2 separate regions of the Homo sapiens genome follow, and region 2 is linked to region 1. A link is an interaction called in ENCODE POLR2A ChIA-PET data of the cell type or tissue named here. Cell type or tissue: CD4-positive, alpha-beta T cell. All regions are shown on one strand. Each heading gives the region's core, and the rest is flanking DNA. Links, peaks and the distances in the headings are about the cores only.

Region 1 (10,468 bases), core at 3,669-7,668:
GGCCCAACCAGAAACAGAAACCAAGAACCCATGACTGTATTCTCTCCCTCAGACACTCCTGAATAGTCTATAACTTTTATATGCACTGGGAAACCAACCAATTTATGTGACTCACTTTATGGAGATATTTGCTTCATCGCAGTATTCACTTCATTGCAATATTTGCTTTATTGAGGTGGTCGGGAACCAAACACACAATATCTCTGTGATATGCCTGTACTGGAAGGGTGAAATACTAGGGAGCCACTAAATATGACAAATATGCTAATAAATGGGAATTAAATTAAAATTGGGTGTGTGAAAATATAGAACAGTATCTACACAGTGATGACAATGTGCATAACAATACTTTGATTTACATTGACAGAGATTGAAACTCGATTTGGGATGGTCTCACTGCTTTTGGAAAACTAACATTTTTGCTCATTTTTTAAAGATTTTCCTAGTGGGCACAATGTATAATATTTGGTTGGTAGTTACACTAAAAGCCCAGATTTTACCACTATGCAATATATCCAAGTAACAAAACTGTACTTATGCTCCCAAATCTATAAAAATGTATGTATTTTTTAATTTTCAAAAAAAGACATTATGGACTTATGGCTTTTGGATGTTAACTTTGTACTAACCATAGTGAAAATTAGGGGATAGAAACGCACAATAACAAATTAATAAAGTACAATAAATATGTACTCTTCCTTAAGAGAAATTCTTAATACTTTGAGATGATACAGTATGTGATAAAAAGCAGACTTTCAAATCAGCTTGAGCTTGGATAAAATCTTTCCAATTCTATTTTTCTCAGACTCTATTATTTAGATGTTGTCACTTCCTCTGTCCTCCACAAATATTAGCTTTTCTTTTACATTTTCTGTATTATTATCTTTCTCTGCTGCCTCCCAGGGAGTTCTTCAATCTTACCATCCTTCCAATGCGCAATTCTATTCTTTGGCTTTAGCTAACTTGCTCTTTTTCCTATCATTTTCACTTTTTCCTTCTTCTATGACATTAATTGCAGCTTCATGTCTGTAACTTCTTCCATTACACTTTTCAGTATATTAAGTATATATATATTACTATTTGTATGTTTATTATGGACTTTTTTTGGAGATAAGATCTCCTTCTGTCACACAGGCCGGAGTACAGGGTATGACCACGGTTCACTGCAGCCTCCTGGGCTCAATTGATCTTCTTTCCTCAGCCTCCTGAGTAGCTGGGACTACAGGCACACCCCACCACACCTGACTCATTTCTGTATTATCTGTAGAGAAGGAGCCTCACTATATTGCCAAGGCTGGTCTTGAACTCCTAGGCTCAAGTGATCCACCTGCCTTGGCCTCTCAAAGTGCTGTGATTACAGGCATAAGCCAACACACCCGGCCTATTACGCACTTAAAAAATTCTTGTTTCATCTGTTCCAATTATACTGCTTCAGATAATATATGTTATTTAGGTGTCTCTTTTTGGTAGTAGTTTTGCTCCTCAGGTTTATTTACTTTGGCCAGGGAGCCCATTTTCCCCTGGGACTATCAGATATCCTGACTGGGGAAGAGCAGAAGCCCACCTTTAGTCCCTGACCTGTTGGATGAGCTTATAGAAGGACAAGATTATGAACCCCAAGACAGAGCCCTTCATTGCCGTACCACTCCCTTTCACAGTTACTTCATCAGGAAAACCTGCTGGTCGGGAATTTACCTAAGCTCCTGGAAGTGAGTGTCTAATGACTGAGTCACTAGTCCTGGGAGTTTGGAGGGAAGCCTTTGGAAGGGGGAATACCCAGGAAGTTCAGAGAAGTCTGTGCCTGTTTTCTTCAACTCCTCACCCAAGGAGGGCTTTGCTTTCCTTGGTATTGACTGACTGATGTCAACACTATGTTGAGTTCTTGCTCCCAACATGGTAATGGAACAGATATGATTTTACCTGGCTACAAAAGAGAGAGACAAGAGCAGAAGGTAAAGCATTCCTGCAACCCACCTTCTTACAGCGGTTTTCTATTATTTTCTTCCCCAGGCTGTACCCCCTTAGGACTGTCTTTATTCCACCCAGGAGCTTCTCAAAATTTGCTTTTGTTATGTTTATTATTGTTATAGTTATTAGTATCTCAGATTCATGCTTCCTGTGCTTTCTCCAGGATTGATTTTGGGGAAGGGAGCCAGCAACCCATCCTTGTCTGCCATGTTGATATCCCTGAGCTTTTTTTTAAAAAAAGAATGTTCTGCCTCCCAAACACATAACTGTTGTCACTGCTAAAGTCTATCTGTTTTTAGAAGATGTATCCTCTATTTCAGAATCTGATTGCATTGACTATCTCTTCTCTTGGGTTCAAAAGAATCATTATAAAACAAAGAACAAAAGGTAAAAGACTGTTTTCACGGACAATTGATCCACAGCTGATTATTGATACACAGATATCAATCTATGAAATAGAGAAACAAATAGATGTTAAAACAGTGCATAGATTTCCTGAAGAAAAAATAACTAATTTTTCCACTACAGGTTTACAAGGATCAGCCTTTTATATAAAGTCCTCTCACATATTCCTTTGGGACTAGTTCAAGTAAGCTTTTCTTAGAAAGGCAGGATAAAAATGGGACATCCTATCACCTCCAGCCTCGAAGGCTCAGATTTATTACTATAAAGCATTTTCTTTCCTCTAACACAAATGTTACTGTTCTAGATGTCTTTTCCAGTCTAGTGTAGAGAGGCCACAGGGTTAATAGTTGAGCTAATGTATACTGAACACAATCCAAAATAAGATGCCTGGTGCAAAGTAAACACTCAAAATTATAGCAATTATTATTTATCATGTAGAAATCACAAAATTGTTAAAATTAAAAATTGGATGAATATAATATTTATATTGAAAATGAAATAATTCTTGTAGATATTTTGACCAAAGCAACTTCTCATCATTTAGCTTTGTATTCTTATTCCCAGCATCATAATGTGACATTTGGATTCCTGTCACTTTTTTATTTTTCTGGTTTCCAGTCAAGGAAATGTTGGTTTAGGCTGTGCTTGTTGAACATACATTAGGCATGAAATGAAACATTTATCATTGTGTTTTGGGAAATGTTGCATTGCTGGCTAATGTGTTAGTGGCAGTAAGTAAGTGACAGAAGATTTCAACTATGTAACAAGCTTGATATGATAGGCATGTATAGGATATAGCACTGAAAACTGTAGAAAATACAGCATAGACATTTCTTAGCAATCATACATGAAGCTTTTAAAAAATTGGCTACATAACTTGCCATCAAACATTCTCAAAATTTGCAAAGAATTAATGGGAGATAGACTACATTCTTTGGCCACAGTGCAATTAGAAGTGAATGACAAAACAATAACCACTGAAGTCCATTTCCTGAGTTTAATGGTGTCCCTCTCAAAATTTCCTGTCTACACAGAACCGGAAATAGAATTTTTTTTTTTTTTTTAGATGGAGTCTCGCTCTGTTGCCCAGGCGGGAGTGCAGTGGCGCAATTTCAGCTCACTGCAACCTCCACCTCCCAGGTTCAAGCAGTTCTCTGCCTCCGCCTTCCGAGCAGCTGGGATTACAGGTGCCCACCACCATGCCCAGCTAATTTTTGCATTTTCAGTAGAGACGGGGTTTCACCATCTTGGCCAGGCTGGTCTTGAACTCCTGACCTTGTGATCCACCCGCCTCGGCCTCCCAAAGTGCTGGGATTACAGACATGAGTCACTGCGCCTGGCCGGAAATAGAATTTTTGCAGATGTAATCAAGTTAAAATTAGGTGATGCTGGATTAAGGTGGGCCCTAAATCCAGTATGACCAGTGTCCTTATAAAATACAGCACCACAGAGACACAGACACCCAGAGAGAACAAATCCATCTGAAGACAAAGGCACTGATTGGAATGATGCATTTACACACCAAGGCACAGTGACTGTCAGGAAATACCAGAAGCTAGGAGACAGGCATGGAACAGCTTCTCCTTCAGAGTTTCCAGAAGGAACCAACTCTGCCAACACCTTGATTTTAAGACTTCTAGCCTCCAGAACTATGAGAGAATAAAATTCTGTTCTTTTAAGCCATCTAGTTTGTGCTACTTTGTTATGGCAACCCTGGGAAACTAATATGTCCCATATGCTTGGGAATTAAGAAACATACTTCTAAATGGTTCATAAGTCAAAGACAAAAATTATAATGGAAGTTAAAAAAGTATTTTGAACTAAACGATAATGAAAATACCACATATCTAAACCAAAGAGATGGAACTAAATCAGTATCCAGAGAGACATTTGTAGTCTTACATTTATAAATCAGAAAAGAAGAAATGATAAAAAATAAATGAGTTAAGTATCCAAAATAAGAAGTTAGAAGAAAGAATACAAAATAAACCTTAGGAAAGTAGGAAGAAGGACATAAAAATAAAAGCAGAAATCAATCAATAAAAAGTAAAAATCCAATAGGGAACACTGGATGAATTTCAGGAACATGATGATGTTGAATATTTGAAACAGCAAGTTTCAGAAAAATACATGTAATATTCCATTTACATAGAAATTAGAAACAAGTAAAACTAAACAATATGTTGTTTAAAGATCCAAAAGTATGGTAAAATGTTCCAGGTGGTATTTGCCTCTGAGCTAGGAAGGAATGACATGGGAATATGGAATGAAGGAAGTAGAGGAGGGAGGGAGGGAGGGAATGAGGGAGGGAAGGAAGGAAGGAAGGAAAGGGAGGGAGGGAGGGAAGGAAGGAAAGGGAGGGAAGGAAGGAAGGGAGGGAGGGAGGGAGAGGGAAGGGAGGGAGGGAAGGAAGGAAGGGAAGGGAGGAGGGGAGGGGAAGGGAAGGAGGGAGGGAGGGAAGGAAAGGGAAGGAAAGGGAAGGGAAGGGAAGGGAAGGGAGGAGGGGAAGGGAAGGAGGGAGGGAGGGAAGGAAAGGGAACGGAAGGAAGGAAGGAAGGGAGAGGGAAAGAGGGAGGGAAGGAAGGAAGGGAGAGGGAAAGAGGGAGGGAAGGAAGGAAAGAAGGAAGGATGGAGTGCAATCTAAGCTTTCTATTCCATATGTTCATATTTCATTTATTGGCCTTTTGCCCATTGGTTCTTCTTTTGTGACTTCCCTATTGATATCTTCTGCCCATTTTTCCATTTTTAAAAACAAGGTTATTGCCGACATGGAGGCCCAGGTTCACAAGTTGAGAGAAGAATTGATCAATGTGAACTCACAGCGGAAACAGCAGCTGGTAGAGCTTGGTCTTCTTCGTGAAGAGGAAAAGCAAAGGGCTACAAGGGAACATGAGATTGTCGTCAATAAACTGAAGGCTGAATCAGAAAAGATGAAAATAGAGCTGAAAAAGACTCATGCTGCTGAGACAGAGATGACACTGGAAAAGGTAAGATATTTAACTAGTTTTTTAATAGGCAGTTGAAATCCATGTTTAAAATCCATTGCCACCACCCTTATATTTAATCTCCAAAAGGTAGTAGACATGGCATTACTCTTTAAATGTATAAACTCTTCAGTCGAGGAATTTAAGTATCTTGCTCCTATGTCTAAGTACCAGTAAAATAATCTAGGGAATTTCCTAACTTTTCCCTTGGCTTTCATGGAAGGGATTATATGGAATATCCTATTCCATAGTAATTAAATACACGTTGTAATAAAGTGATATTATAATATTGTCCAATATTATTTTGATTAGAAATACTGGGGCTGTATCCCTAAATTTTCCTAAATGGGACTAAGTTTCAGATCTTCCCTCAGTTGTCTAATAAGCATTTCTAGATTTTACAGCTTTTTATAACAGTGTCACATAAATGATGACTTATTTTCCCAGGTTGATATTTCAGTCGAGATAAGAAAAGTCTTTTTAGAAGTATATATTATTGGAATAAATGTCAATATAATGTTTACACATTTTGATTGGACTTATATTAAAGGTGCAATCTCAAATATTCTTTCTTTTGACGTTCAGAAAAAGTATAACTATTTTAGTCAGGTACTAAATGTGAATTGCTGTTTCCAAAATTGCCTCTTGAGTTTCTTAAGACCAGTCTTTATCTTGGGAATGAGAAACTTGCAAAGGGTAACTTAAGAATCATCTAAATTTTGTTTAATTTCTTTCCACCTATCCCTCTTCATCTTCAAATAATGTTGAGCTTTTAAAGAGTATGCAATACCATACTAGCCATTACTACATTGATTTTACATAGACTGAGATCCTAAGGTACTTGCTTTATTGTACTTTAATTAATTTGAAAGTCAGATTTCAGCAGATTTGGCCCTTGATAGCATAGCTATGAACCCAGAAATAAATAGGAAAAAGGACTGTAAATAGGCAGGAGTGAGCCTGACTTCTTGGCAGAACAGCAGGGAAAGTGGTGTGTCTGGAAATGATGAGTGAGAAGAAGAGGGAAAGTGATGAGGCCAGAGAAGAAACCTCAGGGTGTGGGTCCAGGTCACGTAGGTCTGAGTAGGCCAGTGAGAGGGCTTTGCTTTGACTCTCTATGAGTAGAGGAAGTTGGCAGATTTTGAGCATAGGAGTGACATGATTTGACTCACACTTGAATAGGATGTCATCATCTGCTGTGCTGAGAATAGACTGAATTGATGGCAAAGGAGGAAGTAGAGAGAACAGTTAAAACGCTGTTGCAAAAATATAGAGGAAAGGTAATAGAGAGCTGGGTCTAGCCAATAGCAATGAAGGTAGTAAAACCTGATCAGATTTGGGATATGTTCTGAAGGTAGACCTGACAGCATTCACTGTTGGTTCGTGGAATATGCTGGGGGGTGGGAAGTAGGGTGGAACAGTCACGGGCAGCACCAAGGCTATTTTCCCAAGCCAGTGGACAGATGGAATTCCTCTTTGCCGAAAGGAAGAAGACTACAAGACCAATAGGTTGGGCCTCTCGGGACATGTTCAGGCTAAGTGGGATGTTAGTGATAATTCCCTCACAGCAGGATAAAATAATAATGTCTCGATGCTAAAATATACAGTTCAGGAATTAGGGAAATATTCTTTTTTTTTTTTTTTTTTTTTTTTGAGACAGAGTCTCACTCTGTCGCCCAGGCTGGAGTGCAGTGGCATGATCTCGGCTCACTGCAACTTCCGGCACCTGGGTTCAAGCAACTCTCCTGCCTCAGCCTCCTGAGTAGCTGGGATTATAGGCACCCGCCAGCACGTCTGGCTAATTTTTGTATTTTTAGTAGAGATGGGGTTTTACCATGTTGGCCAGGATGGTCTCAAACTCCTGACTTCGGACAATCCACCCAACTCGACCTCCCAAAGTACTGGGATTACAGGCGTAAGCCACCGCGCCAGGCCAGGAAATATTCTTATATGGTATAGTCTCAGACTTTGACAATAGCAGATAAAAGAGAGACTGATGGAAAGGGAAAGTGGTGTTGCCACTTATCTTTTCTGTTAACTCTTACACTCACTTCACCTTGGCTTCAGTCAACTCTTCTAGCAGTTCAAAGTATTTCTAAGTAAATGTTCTTAAATAGCACAGATACCTGTGCACCTTGATTTAAGAAAATTGGATATGCCAAAGTCAGACATATAACACATCCAATTTAGGCCGTAATTTTCCTGCATTATATATTCACATTCCAAATGCCTCTTTTTAATAGGAGATGAACTTCGTGAAATGTAGGTTTATACGTGATGCTAATTTACAGGGTAAAGATAATTTAAAAATTAGTATTAGAAACCTGAATTTTTATATTCCAGAAAGGCATTATCCCAGGCACTGTGGGTATATAAAAAACAGGGGAGGGGGCCACTGCCCTCAAATAGAAAAATAATAGTGACTGCAAGAAAAATACTGCAAGTACACTACACAGATAACTATAATGCAAGACAGTGTGAATTTGGGGAAAATCATTTTCTGCTGAGGAAATCGGGAAAATTAATTGGGAGAGATGTTACTTGAATGAGACATAAGTAACATAAGTAGGATTTTAATTAGTAGATATGTTGGATGGCATTCTAAGTCAAAAGAATAAGGAAAGCAAGAGCAAACAAAACCGTTTCCATGACATAGAGGTTGATCCAGGGGAGAGCTAGCAACCAAGCTAAGATAGCTTCAGGATCATCGAAAGTCTCCAAAGCTGTGATAAGCATTTTTGCTTCATTGGGTAAACAGTGAGGAGTTGCCAAAGGTTTTGGGGAAATGAAGTGTCAAGATTCCAGTGATTCTTAGGAACATCATCCTCTTGGTGTTGGCAAGATGTGGTAGCAGCAGCAGGAGGTAACAAGGACTGGATTAATCCAGGCAGGAGGTCCTTGAGGGCACAGCAGATGTGCGTGAGAAGGCAGTGAGAGTGTCGGCAGTAGCAAGGGGACAAAGAGGACATTTGAAAATCATCATAGAGATAGCACTGATTAGGTTGGTTAAATATAAATCGATCAGGAATGTAGAAGTTTCTGGTCGGAGGAGGAGGAAGCTGAACTGAGTTAAGAACATGTGGAGTTTGAAGTGACACTACACTTTCCCTTGCTGTTGAAAGAATGCTTCTGGATATCCCAAGAGCAGGCAGGATTGGAGACAAACAGCTGTGGGAATCACCCACAGAGAAGGCCTGGCCAGTGGCCTTGAGAGTGAGTGGGACTGTTAAAGCAAGGGGGAAAGAGGCAGGGAGGGAGGGAGAGAGAGGGCAACTGTGAAGGAAGAACTTAGGGGTACAGCTCCATTTGAGAGGCCAGGGAGGAAACAGTTGAAGAAGGGTCACGAAGGTAGAAGGAACATGAGAAGAATGCATTTTTATGGAAATAGAGGAAAAGACTATTTGGAAAGGGGGATTGTCAAGAATGTGACCCAAACTCAGGAAGGATGAGGGTTGAAGAAAGGTCACTGGATGTGAAACCACAAAGTCATTGATGATCTTGGACAGTGCGCTGAAAATGATTGTGTGCCCAGAAACAGGGTTTCAAAAGATAAGTCTGGAAGTGGAAGTGAGGGAACATCCTGTTGTTTGGGAAAATACGATGTTAAAAGAAAGATGTAGTTCCAAAGAGCAGCAGGAGTTAAAGAGAATATATTTTGGGGCTGAACATGGGTTGAGCATTTTGAAGTACACAAAGGGACTAATGGAGAGGAACAGCTTAATGACGTGAAGAATCAGAGATCATTGATGGCTTGTGATCTGTGAGGTGGTGCAGGTGGGAATGGCATCCCCAGCACAGACGCAGCACAGGCCTACCTCAGCCCTCGGCTACAAGGCTGCAAGGGTCCATTGGTCTTTTCCCAGAATGTGCCACACTCTCCCCTGCCTCCAGGTCTTTGCAGCTGCTGTCACCCTCTTCCAGAATGCTTCTCCACATGATTTTTTCAATGGCCAACCTCCTTGACATCATTCTACACTCCTCAGAGCATCCTTCCCCGACCTTTTCATCCAAAGTCTGGCCTACCTATGCCACCTTTTTTTGTCCCATTGTCTTCATAGCTCATAGCATTACCTGAAATCATCCTTTTATTTGTTCGCTTGTTTCCTCCCACCCACTAGAACATAAGCTCTGTTAGCAGGACCTTGTCTAGCTTGTTTACTTCTGTACCACCAGTGCCTAGAAAACCCAGCTCGGGGCAGGTGCCCTCCGGGTATGACATGAATGAGTGACAGGAGGCATGACCTTCACCAATGGAGGAAGGAAGTCAAGCATTGGTAAAGATATAGAGAAGCTCTCTGACAAGACTTGAAAAGACCTTGTAGCTAATAGCATCTGTATTCTTAGTAAAGAATCAGAGTAGTCTGCTTAGGTGAGGAGTTTCAAAAAAAGCGAAACAGGCTTCCAGCTGAACAGTGGAATGCCTTGGAAAGGAAGAAGATATAAGGGAATTTGTTCCTATAGAATTGGAGTTCTGCAGGTAGAGGAGGGAGCATGGGTATCCTGCATCTGGAAGAATGGAATGCTCCTGGATTGAAGTGAGAACACAAGGGATCCCAGAATTTAGAAGGGAGGTTTGAGGACAGTTCTTTTAGCTGACATGGGTAGAGGTACTGAGATGAACCAGAATGGAGGGACTTGTTGACAAAAAGGGAGAGTCTGGGGAAAGGGAAGACTCTCTTTTACATAGGCTGGTGTTGAGTGCGATGAGTTCGGTTTTTGTCCAGTTGGTGGAATTCACCAACCTCAGAGTCCATATGATGATATCTAAATGCTGTGCTCACATCGAGTAATTTGTATTTCCAATGATTGATATTTTTACATAAATAGTCAAAGGAGTTTAGCATTTTCAAATGCAGTAAAGACCTGGACTCCGAATTCCCTGAAAGCAGGAAATATTTGTTTCTAATGCCCCAGGAGCTTGCATGGTGCCTTACACACAGTAAGCACTCATTAAATATTAAGTGAGTGAATAAAAGAATGATAATCGAGGCGGGCGAATCACAAGGTCAGGAGATCGAGACCATCCTGGCTAACACGGTGAAACCCCGTCTCTACTAAAAAATACAAAAAATTAGCCAGGTGTGGTGGCGGGCGCCTGTAGTCCCAGCTAC
Region 2 (10,468 bases), core at 1,912-5,911, 330 kb after region 1:
AGGTTGGGGCTTGGGCCTCAGACAAACTGGACTGAAGGCCCAGCACCACCACCCTCTGGGTGCCATGAGCGGGTTTCTGGCATCTTCTAAGGTGCATTTGTGAGAGAGAACTGGACTAGTTGATCACTCATGTTTCTATCTCCTGTTTTCATTCTTTTTTTTTTTTTTTTTTTTTTTGAGACAAAGTCTCACTCTGTCATCCAGACTGGAGTGCAATGGCGCAATCTCGGCTCACTGCAACCTCCACCTCCTGGATTCAAGCGATTCTCAGGCCTCGGCCTCCTGATTAGCTGGGATTACAGGCGCCCACCACTACGGCTGGCTAATCTTTGTATTTTTTTAGTAGAGATGGGGTTTTGCTATGTTGCCCAGGCTGGTCTCAAACTCCTGAGACCTCCCAAAAGTGCTAGGATTACAGACATGAGCCACTGCACCTGGCCCCTGTTTTCATCTTTAAACTTTTTTTTTTTTTTTTTTTTTGGAGGCAAGAGTCTTGCTCTGTTGCCCAGGCTGGAATGCAGTGGCACAATCTCAGCTCGCTGCAACCTCCGCTTCCTGGGTTCAAGCGATTCCCGTGCCTCAATCTCCCAAGTAGCTGGGATTACAGGCATGTGCCACCACATCGGCTAATTTTTGTATTTTTAGTAAAGACTGGGTTTCGCCATGTTGGCCAGGCTGGTCTTGAACTCCTGGCCTCAAGTGAATCTTGCCCTCCTCGGCCTCCCAAAGTGCTGGGATTACAGGAGTGAGCCATCGCACCCGGCCCCTCTTAAACTTTTAAGTATACAATACAGTATTGTTAACCATAGGGACAGTGTTGCACAGAAGATTTCTGGAACTTATTTATCTTGCATAATTGAGACTTTACGCACATTGACCAGCAACTCATTACCCCCTCACTCCAGCCCCTGACAACCACCATTTGGCTCTCTAATTCTGCAAAGTTGACTTAGATACCTATATAACTGGAATCCTGCAGTATTTGTCAATCCGTGCCTGGCTTATTTCATTTAGCACAATGTGCTGTAGGTTCATCCGTGTTGTCACAAATGACAGGATTTTACTCTTTTTTTTAAGGCTGAATAGTATTCCATTGTGTATTTATATTACATTTTCTTTATCCACGAATCCATCGATGGACACTTAGGTCATTTCCACATCTTGGCTATTGTGAATAATGCTGCAATAAAAAAGGAAGTGCCAATATCTCTTCAAGACCTTGATCATCTCTATTTTTTTTTTTTTTTGAGATGGAGTCTCACTCTGTCGCCTAGGCTGGAGTGCAATGGACTGCAACCTCCACCTCCTGGGGTCAAGTGATTCTCCTGCCTTAGCCTCCCGAGTAGCTGGGATTACAGGCGCCCGCCACCATGCCCATCTAATTTTTTGTATTTTTAGTAGAGATGGGGTTTTGCCATGTTGGCCAGGCTGTTCTTGAACTCCTGGCCTCAAGTATTTCACCTGCCTTGGCCTCCCAAAGTGCTGGGATTACAGGCGTGAGCCACCACACCTGGCAAGAACTTGATTTCAATGATTTTTGATAAATACCCAGAAGTGGAATTGCTGAATCATATGGCGGCTCTATTTTAAATGTTTTGAGCAATCTCCGAAGTGTTTTCCACAGTGGTTGCACCACTTTGCATTCCCACCAACAGTATACAAGAGTTCCAATCTCTCCACATCCTCATCAACACTCGTTTTTTTGTGATAATAGCCATCCTAATAGGTATGAGATGATACCTCATCATGATTTTGATTTGCATTTCCCTGATGGTTAGTGACACTGAGCATCTTTTCAAATACATGTTGGCCATTTGTGTGTCTTTGGAGAAATGTCTTTTTTTTTTTTTTTTTTTTTTTTTTTTGAGATGGAGTCTTGCTCAGACACCCAGGCTGGAGTCCACTGGTGTGATCTTGGCTCACTGCAACCACTGTCTCCCAGGTTCAAGCGATTCTCCTGTCTCAGCCTCCTGAGTAGCTGGGATTACAGGCATCTGCCATCATGCCCGGCTAATTTTTGTATTTTAGTAGAGACGGGGTTTCACCATGTTGGCCAGGCTGGTCTTGAACTCCTGACCTCAGGTGATTCCCCCACCTCGGCCTCTCAATCCTGTGCTAGGATTACAGGCATGAGCCACCGCCCCCGGCCGAGAAATGTCTATTAAAGTCTTTAACCCGTTTAAAGATTGGGTTATCCTAGCACTTTGGGGGCCAAAGTTGGGGGATCGCTTGAGCCCAGGAGCTCAAGACCAGACTGGGCAACACAGTGAGACTCCATCTCCAATTAAAAAAAAAAAGATTGGGCTATTAGATTTCTTGTTATTGAATTGTAGGAGCTCTTATATATTTTGGAACTGTATATTTCTGCCTGTTCTAAGAGGGGCCCATTTTTGTGCTTCTCTGTCATATTAACACTTAGGGCCTCCTAATCCCATGTGGATGTGCTTCTGGGAGTTGAGAGCCCTTGAAACTGTTCACAGTATCACCTGCGCATGCCTTCCTCTGAGGCAAGGGTCTATATTTTTTATGTGATTCTTAAAGGGATTTGTGCCTCCAGAGAAAATGCTAAAACCCATGGCTTGGGCTGTCAGCTTCTCTATTCCTTGTCCCCAAATAATTTAAGACCCAACTCTTCCAGAAACCTTTCCCTCCCTCCCCCAGGCTCTTGCTAGTGTGGTCTGAGGACCATGGAGTGGACTCACGTGGGAGCCTGAGAGAGGCAGAGGCTCACCCCATTCCATTGGCTAGACGGGACCTGCGTGTTTCCCGCCTCTCCAGGGGACTCATGTGCACACCAGCGTCCTGTTGCCTTAATCCCCCCCGATCTTCCTGTTTTTCATCTCTAGCTTCAAATCACATAACTTCGCCTTCACTTCCTGGGCTTTTCCCTATGTTGCTGCCTTATTTATCTGATTAATTCTTAACCAGATGATCAGAGGTCAAGAGCAGGCTGTGGGTCGGGCAGACCTGGGTTTGAGTCCACTCGCAGCTGGGCCGCGTAGGGAGCCATGGTTTCCTCGTTTGTTCAATGAGGATAATACGTGAGTCCTCTGTCTAGAGTGGCTGTGATAGTGACATGGGTGAGGGTCTCACCCACTTGTTACCATTTGCTCCTCGTGTGGAATCCACCCTCACAGCCTTCCTGCTGTACCACCTGGGGGCTGCCGTCTGCTCTCTTGCCCAAGGCAGTGGGAGAGTGGGTTTGCAGCTTGCTTTATTTGGAAACAGACTTGCTGCTGGAGGCAGCCTTTGGCCACAAAGCATCTGTAAATTTTTCTTTATCAAGCCCAGGGCCTTACAGTACTTGGAAATTCTCTATGGGCTCGCAGCCAGGATGGCAGTTTGTGTGAAAGAGTCTGAAATGTTGGATTTTGGGGGGAAAATCCCATTTTATTCTCCCCACTCTAGAAAATTTTAGGGTCATCATCATGCTGTCAAAAAGAAGGAAATTGGCAATTACCCCCGAGAAAATATTACAGTCTACTTGAATAATCAGGTAAAGTTGTTTTTGTTTTAGGGTTTAGAAAAATGTTCCTCTCCCTTTTTTTTTTTACCTTTAGTAGATAATGTAGTTGTATAGAAACACCCCAAATTACACAGAAGGATCAAAAGAATGCTTTACGTCCTTCTTAGTGGTTATTATCTCACTTTCTCAACTGTATTTCTTAGAAATCTGATATGAGTAGACTCTACTCCATGATTTGTCTCAGGAAGTGGGTAGTGGTGACTTGGTTTAAAAACAAACACAAACAACCACCACCAGCAAAAAAAAAAAAAAAAAAAAAAAAGCTTTTTTTTTTTTTTTTTTTTTTTGAGAGTTTTGCTCTATCTCCCAGGCTGGAGTGCAGTGGCATGATCATGGCTCATTGCAGCCTCAACCTCCTGGGCTCAAGCGATCCTCCCAACTCACCTCAGCCTCCTGAGTAGCTGGGACTACAGATGCACACCTGGCTAATTTTTGGAGAAAAAAAAGAAAGGCATTTTGATAAATGTTGTCTATTACCAGAATTATCCCAGGGAGCAGGCCGCCTGCTTGGTACAGTCTCTGGGCCCAAACAGGGAGAATCGGTATAGGACCTTAGGTCTGGCAGCTCAGGAGACGTGTGTGTAGGGAGTGTTTTAGAAGGGTCTGCCTCAGGTAGAACCACGGCCCCTGAACAGGGCCTCCTCCACCTCATCCAATGCCTAGTTTTGAAAACAAATCCTCTGTGCTCCCTCCAGGCTGACCTTCTTGTTCCCCTAAACCAGGGGTCCCCAGCCCCTGGGCTGCAGACCTGTACTGGGCTGTGGCCTTTTAGGAACCAGGCTACACAGTAGGAGGTGAGCGGCGGGCTAGGGAGCATGACTGTCTGAGCTCTGCCTCCTGTCAGATCAGCGGTGACATTAGATCGCCACAGGAGTGCAAACTGTGTGTGAACTGCGTATGCGAGGGATCTAGGTTGTGTGCTCCTTATGAGAATCTAATGCTTTGATGATCTGAGGTGGAACAGTTTCATCCCCAAACCATCTCTCCCACGCCGCCCTCGTCCATGGAAAAATTGTCTTCCACGAAACCAGTCCCTGGTGCCAAAAAGGTTGGGGTCCACTGCCCTAAAGTGACCTGCTGCTCAGGAGCTTTGTGTATGCAGCCCCTCTGCTGGGCACGCACCCTCCTTTACCCTTTCCTACGTTTGTCTCCTTTTAGCCTTCAGGTTTTGTCTCGAATGTCAGAGGTCTTCTCTGACTATGGGATCCATGTGTGTGACCGTCTGATCCTCTCCATTGCAGAACTTCCTTCATTCATTTCCCTGCATTCTAATTTGTAACGAAATTGTGATTATTTAATTGCATACTTATTTATCCATGAGACAGGGAGTAAATATATTTTGTTTGTTTGTTTGTTTTTTGAGACGGAGTCTCACTCTGTTGCCCAGGCTGGAGTGCAGTGGCGTGATCTTGGCTCACTGCAAGCTCCACCACCCAGGTTCATGCCATTCTCCTGCCTCAGCCTCCCCAGTAGCTGGGACTACAGGCACCTGCCACCATACCCAGCTAATTTTTTGTATTTTTAGTAGAGACGGGGTTTCATCATGTTAGCCAGGATGGTCTCGATCTCCTGACCTTGTGATCCACCCACCTCAGCCTCCCAAAGTGCTGGGATTACAGGCATGAGCCATTGCGCCCGGCCTCTGTCGACTCTTTAAACAAAATTCAAAGTGCCAGGTTCTCTGTATTAATTTACTTTCTGTTTAAAATACTGTATTCATTTCCTAGGGCTGCTGTAGCAAAGTACCACAAATTGGAAGGCTTAGAACAACAGAAATATATTGTCTCACAGTTCTGGAGGCTGGAAATCTGAGGTCAAGGTATCAACAGGGCCATGGTCCCTCTGAAACCTCGGGGAGAAGAAGCCTTCCTTACTTCTTTCAGCTTCTGGTAGCCCCAAACATTTGTTGGCTTGTGGCAGCACAACTCCAGTCTTCACGTGGCCTTCTCCCTGCATCCCTCCACACAGTTGTCTCTCTGGACATGTCTGTGTCCAAATCAAATCAAATTTCCCTCCTTTTTTTTTTTTTTTTTTTTTTTTGAGATGGAGTTTCTCTCTTTCGCCTAGGCTGGAGTGCAATGGCACGATCTTGGCTCACTGCAACCTCCGCCTCCCGGGTTCAAGTGATTCTCCTGCCTCAGCCTCCCTAGTAGTTGGGATTACAGGTGCCTGCCACCACGCCCAGCTAATTTTTTGTCTTTTTAGTAGGGACAGGGTTTCACCATGTTGACCAGGCTGGTCTCAAACTCCTGACCTCAGGCGATCCACCTGCCTCAGCCTCCCAAAGTGCTGGGATTACAGGTGTGAGCGACTGCACCTGGCTTCTTCTTCTTCTTCCTCTTCCTCTTCTTCTTCTTCTTTTTTTTTTTTTTAGACAGAGTTTCACTCTTGTTGCCCAGGCTGGAGAGCAATGGTGCTGCCTTGGCTCACTGCAACCTCCGCCTCCTGGGTTCAAGCGATTCTCCTGCCTCAGCCTTCTGAGTAGCTAGGATTATAGGCATGTGCCACCATGCCCAGCTAATATTGTGTTTTTAGTAGAGATGGGATTTCACCACGTTGGCCAGGCTGGTCTCGAACTCGTGACCTCAGGTAATCCACTTGCCACGGCCTCCCAAAGTGCTGGGATTACAGGTGTGAGCCACCAGGCCTGGCCTCATCTTAACTTGATTACATCTGCAAAGACCTTATTTCCAAATCAGGCCACATTCTGAGGTACCGGGAGTTAGGACCTCACCATATCTTTTTGGGTGGACACAATTCAACCCATAACAGTGATCTAGAGTGCTGTCTATCTCTGGACTGATGAAATTATCACAGCTGTCATTTTCTCCATCCTAACAGAAAAAGAAAAGGACAGCTTTTCAAAAAACAAAACTTTAAGCATCACTTCCAGGAGAAACTTACATTATCACGTGCAAGACATCAGCACTCCTCCCTGCAAATTGTCTCAGTAACTACATTTCCCCTGCCTACCTCCCTTCACAAACCTGAGCGGGCTAAGCCAGATTTTCTTGGACTTACTCTCTCCTGACTACTACACACAGCTCTAGTTTTCATTTCTACCCAGCCTGGGCCAAACTGGAAAATCCAAGTTGCCTGTCTTTGCCCAGCTGAAGATGAAGATAGGATCTGAGCCTTTCCCTCTATGCTCATGGAAGACAAAACAGGATGAAAAGCAGTAGATATGCCGGGCGCAGTGGCTCACGCCTATAATCCCAGCACTTTGGGAGGCCGCGGCGGGTGGATCACGAGGTCAGGAGATCGAGACCATCCTGGCTAACATGGTGAAACCCCGTCTCTACTAAAAATACAAAAAATTAGGCAGAGCTTGCAGTGAGCTGCGATCACGCCACTGCACTCCAGCCTGGGCAACAGAGCGAGACTCCGTCTCAAAAAAAAAAGAAAAAAAAAAAAAGAAAAGCAGGAGATGCAATGGTTCCTCCAAAAACCATCTCAGTTACCAGGATATAAAACTCTGCAGTAGGTCATTGGGAGAAACTATGAAATCTCTGTCTCCAAAGATTTCCAGGGAGATAATATAAAGCACTGAAAGCATTGAATCTTCCGTGGCTTTTGGACCACTGGCCTGGAGGCTGTGTCTTCCACTAGCTGTCAAAATCTCTTTTCCTCTGGGATTCCGAGTCTGGCACAGGCCTGTGAGTGTGAGTCCACCATGTTTTTTCCAAGGGAAGGAATTAACTACTGGGTTGCTTGAGGGTGGGAGTGGTCTTATTGACTCTTGGGGAGGGTTTCCTGTCCTGGCTGGGACCTTTGTTTGTAAATTAAGTCTCAAATCCCATCCCCAATCAGGCAATGGGTGCGTGGGTGTCTAGTTCCACTAGGGTAAAGTCATTTGTGATCATCAATTTATAAATGATTTGTGGATCATTGTTGAGCCCTTGGCGGGCTGAAGACAGCAAGAAGCAATTAGTCTTCTGATCTACATGGTTTGTCAACATAAAAGGTTTGGGCTGACACGTCCTCCAGATGACACCCATTTCTTGGCATGGCTGAGTTGGCCACAAGGCCTTTGTTGTTCATTCATCCTGCCTGAAGAAGCCCAGGAGGTGAGAGGAGGGGGAGGGATCCAAGCTTGGGGAGGGTCACAGCTGCTGGACATCTGAGTCCTATTTCATCAGCAGCAGCCGGGCTCAGTGGGAACCATTGCTAGGGCTTCCTGGCCCAGCCTCAGCTGGGAGAAGCAGGGCCCCCTCCCAACCTCACTTTAGGGAATAGGACTGCTTCAGCCACTGCTTCCAGGCAGCCAGAGGCCAATTATCCAGACTGAGGGATACCCAGGGTGAGAAGCAGAGACACAGCGAGAAAATAAAATAAATGGAAAAGTGGATTATGATCGTGAAAGATTGGCTTATACAGCATTTGATAGGAACAGTTTCAGGATGTTTTCCCCCCTTCAATTTGTATTTTTCCTGATCACAAAAATAAATAGTCATGGTAGAAAATTTGGAAAACACATAGAATTATGAAAAAGACAAAGAAATTCAACTGTAATCCCCACTACCCGGAGATACCATCTGATAACATTTTGGTTTATTTCCTTTCAATAGATGACATCTTCTCTTGACCAAATAAAGCGTTCTGAGCATCTCATAATTTTTCAGGATAAATTTCTCCATGTGTGAAGACTTTCGTTGCTTCAAGCAGAGTTTGTGGACATTTCTGCAAACCACCTCCACCCCCATCTAGAACTGCTTTGATGCCTCGACTTTTTCTAACAAGAGGCATAGCATAGCCTCTCCCACTTGGAGGCAGGAGGTAGGCTGAGCCCAGGATAGGCTACTGACTCCCCAGGAATTGTATCATTGACTTCCGGACTGGGACAGAATTTGGCTTGGAGTTCTTGCCGCCTTGCCCTGCCCCCTTACCTATTGGGAGGTCCTGCTCCTTGGTCACCTGCTCGGCTTGTCTACTACTTGCCTGGTTCCATTGCTCCACACCTTCCACCTTTGTACAAGATCTGATGAGATCTTGTTTCTGATCCTAGTTTGTCTCTACCCTTTCATCCCTAACACACAGTGTCTTCCCAGCCACCTCCCTCTAAGAATCTCCATAAATGGCACCAGTAAGATTTGTTCTTGCAGTGGTTATCTGTTGTTTTAGCTGGCCCAACATCCATGTTTTCACCTCCTGATGTTAACATCTTGGTATTCCTTTGGGGAGCACCCTTCGGCTGCAAAGATGCTCATATGATCTGGCCAATTAGTAGAGCTTATCATTTTGGCTACTGTGATTGGTCCAGGGAGGGACATGTGACTTAAGTTGTTCCAATGAGAGTCACACCTGGGACTTGTGCCATGAATTCAGAGAATGCGGTGCTCTCTCCCTGTTGAAGTTTCTGAAATGGGATAACCAAATCCTTAGGCTTCTGGGGGCCATGGTATGAAAGGCTCCTATTTTGGGATTGAAGCCACTAAGAAGGAAATAGGAGCCACAAGATGGCAGGGTGGGGGTAAAGAAAAAGATCCACTAAGTCCTATGACTTTACTTGGGTCCTTAGATTCAACTGCTCTGAAAGCCCAGCCTTGGGAGTCAATAAATCCTGTCATCTTTTTTTTTCTTCCTCTTCAGTCAATTTGTCTTGGGTTTTTGTCATGGCCAACGCAAATAATTCTGACTAATAATATGGCTCCTGTCCTAGGGGTTGGGGGGGATCTATTCTCAAGGCCAATTTGGATGTCAGGGAGCCCAAGTTCCTGGACATTCAGGTGCATACACCACATGGGGAGAGATGGTTAGAGAGGGGGAATGGGCCACTTTGGAATACAAGACGGGAGTGACGAAGAGATGCTCCAAGTTCCAGTCACAGAGGATGCCATGTTGAGATGCTCATAAACAAAGCATAGGGTATATAGCGGCCATTTTAAAAAGTGCTTCTTGGGACCTAAGCCTCTTTGGTAGTCTTCTGCACATCACTGTCATTGCCAGCATCACCAGCACCTGCTGAGGACTACCATGGGCCTGTGCTGGGTGTGGAGGGGGTGGTAGGGGTGGGGAAACAGGCCATGAAAATGTGGTCCCCAACCCAGAGGAGCACCTGATTGAGAGATCATGATTCATTGGAGAAGTTGCTTGAATAGCCTGGCATGGTGGCTCATGCCTGTAATCCCAATACTTTGGGAGGCTGAGGTGGGTGGATTGTTTGAATCTAGGAGTTAGTGAGTCTAGTCTCTAGGAGTCTAGGAGTCTAGCAAGGAGTCTAGGAGTCTAGTGAGACCTCATCTCAAAAAAAAAAAGTTGGCGGGCTCACTGGTTCACACCTGTAATCGCAGCACTTTGGGAGGCTAAGGCTGGTGGATCACCTGAGGTCAGGAGTTGGAGACCAGCCTGGCCAACATGGTGAAACCTCGTTTCTACTAAAAATACCAAAAATTAGCCGAGTGTGGTGGTGGGTGTCTGTAACCCCAGCCTGAGGAAGGAGAATCTCTTGACCTGGGAGGCGGAGGTTGTAGTGAGCTGAGATTGAGCCACCGCACTCCAGCAACAGAGCGAGACTCCATCTTGGGGAAAAAAAAAAAAGTTGCTTGAATAAAACTTGTCTGAACATCCAGAGGAAGGTCACTGCTGAGCTGAGACTTCGGGGGTCCTGGGGGTGGTCAGGAGGACAGTGGAAGGGTAATTCAGGGAGAGAGAGCAGTTTGGGCAAGGGCAAGAAGGTGGGAAAGAAGTGAGAGTTGAGGCTATAAGGGCAAAGCAGGTGGTGAGGGGCTGCCCTGGACTTTTCCAGGTTGGGGCTTTACCCAGACGAAGGGTGGGAGTCAGATCTGTTCTGGGAGAAGCAGACCCTGGTGGAGGCGTGGAAGACAGAGAGGAAAGAAACCAATAGCCACAGCTGCCACCTTAACAGTTTTTCACTCCCCCTCCTCCCCCATTTTCTCCCTCCTCCCACACCTCTCCCTCACCCCTCTCCCTGCTCCTTCCTTT

Evidence for each region. ChIA-PET counts read pairs that join two places held together with the same protein. Peaks named below come from ENCODE experiments on the same cell type or tissue, not always from the same donor. Only the 100,000 strongest peaks of a DNase experiment are listed, where the experiment ranks them.
Region 2: POLR2A ChIA-PET joins it to region 1 with 6 read pairs; 2 of 35 experiments call an interaction of 5 or more read pairs at or near these places.

The regions. Positions count from the first base shown.
Region 1 is chr17:65,846,696-65,857,163 of GRCh38, reverse strand. CEP112 (centrosomal protein 112) reads left to right here. Exons shown (of 27, transcript NM_001199165.4): 21 at 5,130-5,360. Among named protein-coding and RNA genes, the nearest start is that of AXIN2, 290 kb to the right of the region's middle. RefSeq lists an enhancer at 1,107-2,306. In CD4-positive, alpha-beta T cell, for the core only: no CTCF peak of the experiment used is centred there; no DNase peak of the experiment used is centred there.
Region 2 is chr17:65,516,820-65,527,287 of GRCh38, reverse strand. No RefSeq gene overlaps it. Among named protein-coding and RNA genes, the nearest start is that of AXIN2, 40 kb to the left of the region's middle. RefSeq lists an enhancer at 2,974-3,474. In CD4-positive, alpha-beta T cell, for the core only: no CTCF peak of the experiment used is centred there; a DNase peak (open chromatin) is centred at 3,687; H3K27ac peaks cover 693 bases.